Regions from separate parts of the Mus musculus genome. Here region 2 is linked to region 1. A link is a loop called in an ENCODE intact Hi-C map of the cell type or tissue named here. Cell type or tissue: left cerebral cortex. All regions are shown on one strand. Region 1 has its middle 29 kb from the start of Gm46260. Region 2 overlaps Gria1 (glutamate receptor, ionotropic, AMPA1 (alpha 1)).

Evidence for each region. Hi-C counts contacts between places; a loop is a spot of excess contacts. Peaks named below come from ENCODE experiments on the same cell type or tissue, not always from the same donor. Only the 100,000 strongest peaks of a DNase experiment are listed, where the experiment ranks them.
Region 2: a loop joins it to region 1, with 3 times the contacts of the local background. A loop is called at or near these places in 2 of 42 quality-filtered maps.

What each region holds. Positions count from the first base shown.
Region 1 is chr11:56,147,209-56,151,208 of GRCm38, forward strand. No RefSeq gene overlaps it. Among named protein-coding and RNA genes, the nearest start is that of Gm46260, 29 kb to the left of the region's middle. In left cerebral cortex, CTCF peaks have their summits at 528 and 1,946 (motif pointing right); a DNase peak (open chromatin) is centred at 1,950.
Region 2 is chr11:57,212,436-57,216,435 of GRCm38, forward strand. All of the region lies in intron 5 of Gria1 (glutamate receptor, ionotropic, AMPA1 (alpha 1)), which reads left to right. Among named protein-coding and RNA genes, the nearest start is that of Gria1, 200 kb to the left of the region's middle. In left cerebral cortex, no CTCF peak of the experiment used is centred here; a DNase peak (open chromatin) is centred at 2,411.

The DNA.
Region 1 (4,000 bases):
ATATCCAAGTTTTTGGTCACCCAGAGTGTACTCTTTATATTGTAGACTACTTAATTCTTAAACATGCCTAGTGTCTTTTTAAAATACAGACTGCAGGAGGCTTGATGAAAGGCATACATTTTATTTTGTTATGCCAAGAAACTTAACTACCACCTACTATCTGGCCTCAAAACAACATATTCTTAAAGGATTTTAATCACTGTACAACTCTCTCTCTCTCTCTCTCTCTCTGTGTGTGTGTGTGTGTGTGTGTGTGTGCTACACAAGTGTAGTGCCTATGGAGGCCAGAAGAGAGGCACCAGAACCCTTGTAGACTGGAGTTACAGGTGGTGGCAATCAGCCAACTCAGGGTTTGTGAACTGAACTTGGATCCTCTGGAAGAACAAAAACTTCTGATCCATCTCTTCAGCATCAATTAATTCATTCTGTCTATGTTAATCCTTAAGTGCTCATAGATATCTTTTCAAAAGTCTACACTATTCTTGGCTGCTGTGTAAAGTCAGAAACAGATACTCGGATCACAGCAGGCAGAGGGAGCTGTGTGATCCTAGATGGGAATGAGATTGTCAAAAGGGTTGTATTAGAAGCTACAGATATAAGGAGGGAGGATGAATTGGAGATCCTAGATGTCAAGTAACGAGGTATCTTAGAATGACGTACTAAGAGCTTTATGAGGCAGGGTTTTAAAACAAGAGAATGTCAAGTGTTGACATGAATTGGATAACACACAAATTCTTGTTAAGTTTCTTCTTCTACCATGTGATTCTTGGAGATGGAAGTCAGGATCTCAGCAAACACTTTTCCCACTGAGCCATCTCACTATTTCCAATAGGCAGTGTTTAATCCATTTGTTCAATATTTATGGAGACTTCTGTTCTGGATGGTAGATAGTCTCTGAAAGTCATAACCAACCCTGTTTTCATAAAGGGCACACTCTGCTGGGAGAGGTAGATGTTAAAACTAATGTGAACGTAGTTTTGAAATAAAGAGTGGCATTAGAAGATTAAAGATCACGGAGGGGCGTTATTCTTTTAAATAATGAGGGAGAAACAGAATTAATAGCTGTCCATTCCCTACAACCTGGATGCCTCAGAACAATGAGTGCAGTGACTCAGCCTTAGTCCAGGTACAAAGCCTAGAAACTTCCTCAAGAGTTCCTGGTGAGAGTGTGTGCTCAAAGGCTGAAGGAGTCTGTCTGAAGACTAAACATGGCAGCAGTAAGCATGGCGCAGGGACAGAGTGCAGCCAGCACTTGCGGTGGCTCTCAGTATCTCTGTGTCAGTCTTTGTCCATCTCCTTGGTCTCTGTCTCTATATCCCCCTTCCAATCCCCTCCTTTCCTCTTCTTCTCCCTCTCTCCCTCCCTCCATCTCCCCCTACCCATGTTTATTCTGTATATTCAACAGCCTGTTGAATAGGTGCTGCCCACAGTCATGGTGGGCCTTTCCCCATCAGTTTCTCTCCCATCTGTGGGAAAGCACTCACAGACACTCCCCAGGGTGGGTATTTGGAGTCTCCTCTTCATCTGTCAATTGAGTGAGTTGAAGTCAAGATCAGTCATCACAGATGGAATGGTTCCAGGGGGACCTTACTGAGAAAGAAACATTTTGAGCAGAGTCTTGAAGGGGTAGGGTGTGAGTCACATGGGAATTGGGTGGGGATAGAATGTGCCAGGCTGAGATCACAATTGAAAAGCCATGGGTGGGGAGTGGAGAGAAAGTGAGAGAGGTGGGGGATAGATCAGAACAGTAATGGGTGAGGCCCGTGGAACAGCCTGTGGATTCTGTTCATAATGAAATAAGAACTGCTAAGACTTGTGCAGAGGAAAGGCATGGACAGTCAAAGGCATCCTTGCTGCTGTGTGCTGCAGACAGTGGAGGAGTGAGCTCCTTAACATATTGTTTTCTTCAGTGGTGTGGTCCCTGGTAGGTGGTAAATGCTCCAGTAGATGGCTCCACATCCATGTGCATATGAATGGTACCAAATGAACTTGGGGAATTGTTTTAGAAAGGAGAGAAACAAGGGGAAGTTTGCTGGAATATGAAGCCTCAGAACTGATGGGAAGGAAGAGTTGACATCACAAGTGGGAGTGGCTTCCTAAGCCTAAGTAGACAGCAGAGTCCACATCAGGACATCTGTGTGTGGGGAGGTGTGGGGCTGAGACAAGGGAGAAGATTTGGCTTTTCCAGGACTAATAGAAGCTCCCACTATATGCTGAAGATGTAGCTAGTCTGTGATCAAGAAATCACAACATAGTCCTAATCATGAGAACGAGAAAGATAGTATTTGAACCATTATAAATACATGTCAGCGTCAAGGATTAAATCTGTGGTACCAATTCATGGAGTGACATTTCCCTGTATGAATAAAGCATGCTCAGAGTTCCTTTATATAAACCCCTATTACTTATGACAGTGCCTCAAGGATCCCAGGCTGGCCTCAAACTCAATATATACAGCCAGGGTTAACCTTGAACTTCTGATCCTCCTGCCTCCACCTCTTAAGTACAGGGATTACAAGTGTGTTCCATCACACCTCATTTATGTGATGCTGAGGATGGAATGTAGGGATTCTTTCATGAAAGCACTCTAAGCACTGTCTACATGCTCAGCCCTGAAAACTCTGTGGCTGGACTCAACCATTGTTTTTCCTGAGTCTGGAGGCCGGTGGGTTCAGCCAGCTCTGTGTCCTGTGTTGTAGCCTGAGTTAATCCAGTGGCATTTTTCAAGGATCCAGCTGGGACTTGTTGTCCAAGACAGCCTGTTTCTTTCATAGCTTCTTTGTGGTATGGAGGAAACCTGTCAGACTCATGACAAGTGAAGCCAGAGTGGATATAGCACCTCCCTGGAGCTTGCTGTAGTCAAAGCTAATCCCAGGGAATGGATGCAACCTGTTGTTGGGATGAATTATTGGCAACTATGTTGATGAAATACCCTGACATTTCCCGCAGAACTTAGTGGCTGGGGGGCTATCCACAGGAGCTCAAACACTTTTGGTGGCTTTGATTGATTCCTGTGTCACAGAGACTCTACATGGGGTTGAGGGTGAAGTAACACATGCAGACATGTAGAAAACTTGAGATTTCTAAAAAGCGTTAGTGTCTGGAGAGAAACTTAACACAAAGAAAAGAAGCCCAGGAGAACTCTCCAAGAAAATTATAAAGTGTCAAGATAGAGCACCTCGATTGTGTGTGAATCAAGGATGTTCTAAAGAGAACATGGCAGCAGCTGTCAGAATCCCAGCTATTGGGGAAGAAGGTTTTGTCCAGGGATGGTGCAGCCCCTGAGAGGATGCCTATGCTCCAGAGGATGGCCATCTACCCATAAACATCCAGGCAGCACTAAGAAGATACAGGACTTTTTAATAAAAGAGCATGTAAGGTTGCTAAAGAGAAACTGTGGGGTGAGAGATGAGGAATTTAAAGATAGGCAATATATAGTGGATTTGATCAAAACACATTATGTGCATGTAATAGGTGCCCAAAGAACAAAATACTAATAAAAAGATAACTTTAAATTATTCTGGAGAGTTACCTCATTCAATGTGTTCTGTGATTAAACAGATGACAAATTGTTTAGTGCATCCTAGAAGTATTACAGAAATTAGAGCTACTTAAAGCTGTGGAGGTAAAAAAAAAATATCTGTTGTGTACATGTGTGTGTGTGTATAAGTGTGTCTTTGTGAATGTATGCATGCACACTCGCGTAAGTTCATGCTGATTAAAGCCAGGCTGTGGGTGAAAAGCAGGATGGGCAGGGCTTATTTCTTTACCCCAAGGCCAATTTCCTTTCCATAAAGGTTAGTTTAACAGCTTCTAAAAATAATGAACAATAGGCTTCCCTTTTCATAGTAGTAATGGCACCCAGTGGATTAATTGCCTTTTTGTTCCTAGGAACCGGGGCAGGTACGCAGGCCCTCCCCACAGAGCCCGGGCAGTGAAATTAGTCATGGTTTTGTTGCAGATCAGAGGGAAGAAAATTGGGTTAATGAGAGGGCGCAGG
Region 2 (4,000 bases), 1.1 Mb after region 1:
TGACATCCAACCAGAGAGCACATTGGCTTTATTCACGGTTTGTTGTTATTTTCTAATGGCATTTAAAGGGTAAAAGTTTATGACAGAAGTGTCTAAAATATAACAAGCAAAACCCTGCATTTTCTTTCTTTCCCAACCCTGGTCCTGGGGCCTAAACCAATCTGAAGCAAGAATTAAGTTGCACCTTCCCCATCTTCCGTTACTCTGGCTTTGTCTTCCACACGTCTACACACCTGCACCTCTTTTTCCTGCCTCATCAACCCATGGCCATCTGTGGCTCCCATTAGGTTTGCAATGATGGAACATTTCAGATCACCCCTCAAACTTACTCAGCCTCTCCTTAATGACTGGGGTTATGCTATTTTTGTTTAACTCTTCTGATAATTATCTTCATGACTTTCATATATTTAACCTTGAGTCCTGACTCATTGGCATTAACATTTTGTCAAAGTCAGGATCGCCTGCTCCCTTCCTGGAGCTGTGGATTGACAGTCCTTCCAGGTAGCTATTCTACAGGCACCCTCATGTGCACCCCGTCCCTCAGATTATGAAGCGTCCTCAAGCATGCACTTCCTTAGCCACAGCCTCTGCCCCTGGATAAAGATAAAAGGCAGAACATACTTTCCATGTTGTTTGTTCATTGATCATGCATGGGGAAGCTACTGCGATACAGAGGTAGATTCTGAAGAAGCACACAGAGGCAAGGCAATCTGGCTGCCTCAGGAGTACCTTTTGTCCAGAGTCCCACATGGCCCAGGCTGCAGTAGATGTCTATATAGCCAAGGCTGGTCTTTAATTCTTGATCCTCCTACCTCTACCTTCTGAGTAATGGGATTACAGGCATGTGTCACCAAGCCACTTTAGATAACAGTCACTCTTCAAACAGAAGCAACTGGTGCCAGGACTCAAGGGACAGTTAAAGGGTAGAAGACCTAACTTTGGGTGACAAGTACTTGAAAAGGCAAACACCTGTAGCCTTTGTCATTCTTTTTCAACAACAATGGCATTTAGAACAATGGAATCGGCAGTTAGGGATACGTTATCAAATGTGCAGCACGGCTTGAAGAAAATCATGACAATGAAGATTAATAGCGAAAACTTTTAAAGAGCCGTAATTAACATCATGGCATCCTTAAACACATTAGATAATGGTATGAATAAGATAGATAAAGAAAATGCACAACTTACCAAATAGTACCCTCATGGGTTTTTAATAAAATAGCAAAGGAAATTGGAAAATGATTTAATTAAACCTATTTAGTAGACGTACTGGGGAAAGAGAGTTAGCTGGATCTCACAATTTCCTAGCATGCAAAGAGTGAATGCCTTTATTTCCCTTCTTAATCAAGACCACACTTCTCTATTGACCAAGTCTATGCTCCTGCATTGTGGAGAAATCAAGTCTAGTAACTATGAGTCTCTTTCATGATTAGGACGTCCTAGGGGTCAATGCTATGATTCCCAGCATGCAATCTTGCATTGGAAGGGAGATGTCAGCTCCTGAATGTACATTGGTCCCCAAGTAACTTCCTGGTTTGGGTTCTTGTGGTGACTGTTGCAAAAGGAAGTGTGTACCTGTTCTTTTCCTGGGTTATGAGTGTGGGGATGGAGAGTCCCATCAGCTTGATTATGTGTGACCCAGGATTGGCTCTACTAACATTGTCATCAGGCTTGCTGGTGACAAAGCTGAGCTGTGTTTCTCTTTGAACAAATCACCATCCCACTTGGCCTTCATTATGCTGGGGAGGGAAAGTCAGTAGGGATGCCCGGGAGCTTGTTACAGATTGCAAGTGACAGGATCTGACCGCGGGAGATAATTTTCATTTCATTCTCTCAATCGCTATTTTGCGAACAAGATGTTCTTTTTAAAAGTCTCTGAAGAGTAGGGAAAATCTCCCAACTGTGTGCTGGCTTTTAACCAGTGGCAAGACGGCTGTACTCTTACATGGTATATCGCCACCAAATGCTGGTTGGGTAGCAGAGCCAAATCCTGACTGGTACCATTGTATGAGCCAGTTACCTCTGTGTCACTCTGAACTGTGGCTTTGGTACAAGTTAATCTCAACTGATTAAAATCACTCACTGGCAGCTGTTGCCTGCTGGTCATGTTTCCCCTGGCTAATTGGCACACCTGCTTGAGGGACAGTATCTAGCGTTATTCATTCTCACGGCAAGAAAGGATTGGGCATCTGCCCTGGGCTGGGCATTTATGGAGATGCTAGGTGCTAGGACCCATTAGTTAACCAGATGGAAATTAAAACTGTTCCCACCTTCAGTGGTTGGCATGTCAATGGGAAGAGAGAGGACAAAAAGAACAATGAGGAAAGACGCTGTCAGTGGTGACAGGTGCTCCAGAGAAGCAGTAGGCTCGACATTGGAATGAGCCAGACTGAGTGTTGGAGGAAACCCAACAGGCGTTCTCACACAAGCAGGGCCCAAAGCAAGGCTTCAGGAAGAAGCAAGCACTAGGTTCTAATCCTGAAAACACAGTAGCAATGCACAGTAAAAAAGAGAAGGGAGGCACTGAGGCACATCCTCAAGAAGTCCCACCCCTCACTTTACCTATGGATGTCAGTATGGAACAGTCCACCACCTTAGACACCAGCAGAGGATAGTAGGCTGGCATCTACTAACTCCACAGCTGTCCCTAGGCATGTGAGCCCAACATGCCTGGCTTCCTCTAGATGCAGGTGGGGTGGCAGGTGTTTGCAGTTAGTACATAGCATGGAATAGCAGTGTGTAATGGGGAGTGGAAACAAAGAGGGCCAACAGTGTCTGCTGTGGGGTAGGAACTGGTTCTTCAGATGAGGGGACAGGAGTGAGCTCTCTGGAGAGATGCTATGCTAGCTAGGATCCCGACTCTGAAAAAGGGTCAAGAATAGAAATGGCATTGCTAGACCGGAAGCAAGGACAAAGGCTGAGTGAGACTGAACTGAGATTGAACTCCTCTATAAAATAGAGTTAAAAGGAGTCATGGACTGTCAAAGGCACTGGTGGAAATGGGAGGCCTTGGAATCATTAAGTCCATTCTTTTGGGAATTGTTACAGACAAGACCTAGGGTCCTGAGGGAGAGCCAGGTCCAGTGCACGGTCCTCCGCTGCCAGCTGTGGATTTCCCTACTGCAGGCACGCTTCCTCAGCTCTTTCTTCTAGTATTTCTGTTATGTCAGTGGACACTTTCCCTAAGCCATGGAGCCAAACACGCATGCGTTTTTTACAATCCCTGCTCATTATCCTCTAGCGCGGTACTGATTATAATGGATAAAACATATAAAGAAACAAGTTAACACAAGCTGTGTGTGACCCAGCTTGCACCCCTGTCTGACCTCATCTCCTACCAGAAATCTTTCTCACTATGCGTTCCAGTCACACCAGCTCCTTTACTGTTTCTGGAACATTCCAAGCGACCTCCTACCCCCTAGGCCTTTGCTCAGTGTGCCCCGCCTACGTATTCCATAATTCACACATGGGACTCTACTTCTGCTAATGAGACCCCACAGGCAGGTCATCTGGACTATCTCTCTCCCCATCCACAAACCCACTTTCCTTCTTCATAGACACATGACTACTACAGAGCACACACAGCTACACAGCATTGTGTGCTATGTTTTCTTGTCTACAGTGTGATTTCCCCTACCAGAATGTAAGGTCTACAAGGGACAGAGCTTATCCACTCTACATTCTCAAAATAGTGTGTTTGGTGATGAGTTTGGCGGGGGGTGGGGGGGTTGGAGAAAGGAGTGAAATATTTAACCTAAGATCTTAGCTCTGACCCCTTCCCTGTCACTAACTCGGTGAGCAGCTTTGTGGGCACTGACCCTCCCTTTCTGTCTTAGTTTCTGTGTGTGCCAAAAAGACAAGTAAGCTGCACCTTATAAAGGAGTGGAATGAGGCCACGGACATGAAAGTACTGTTCATTGTTGAGTGTATTATATAAATGCAAGGCTTTCTTTTAAGTTCAAGGCTTCCTGACTTTGAGTGAGTTTTGCTGAATTGGAAA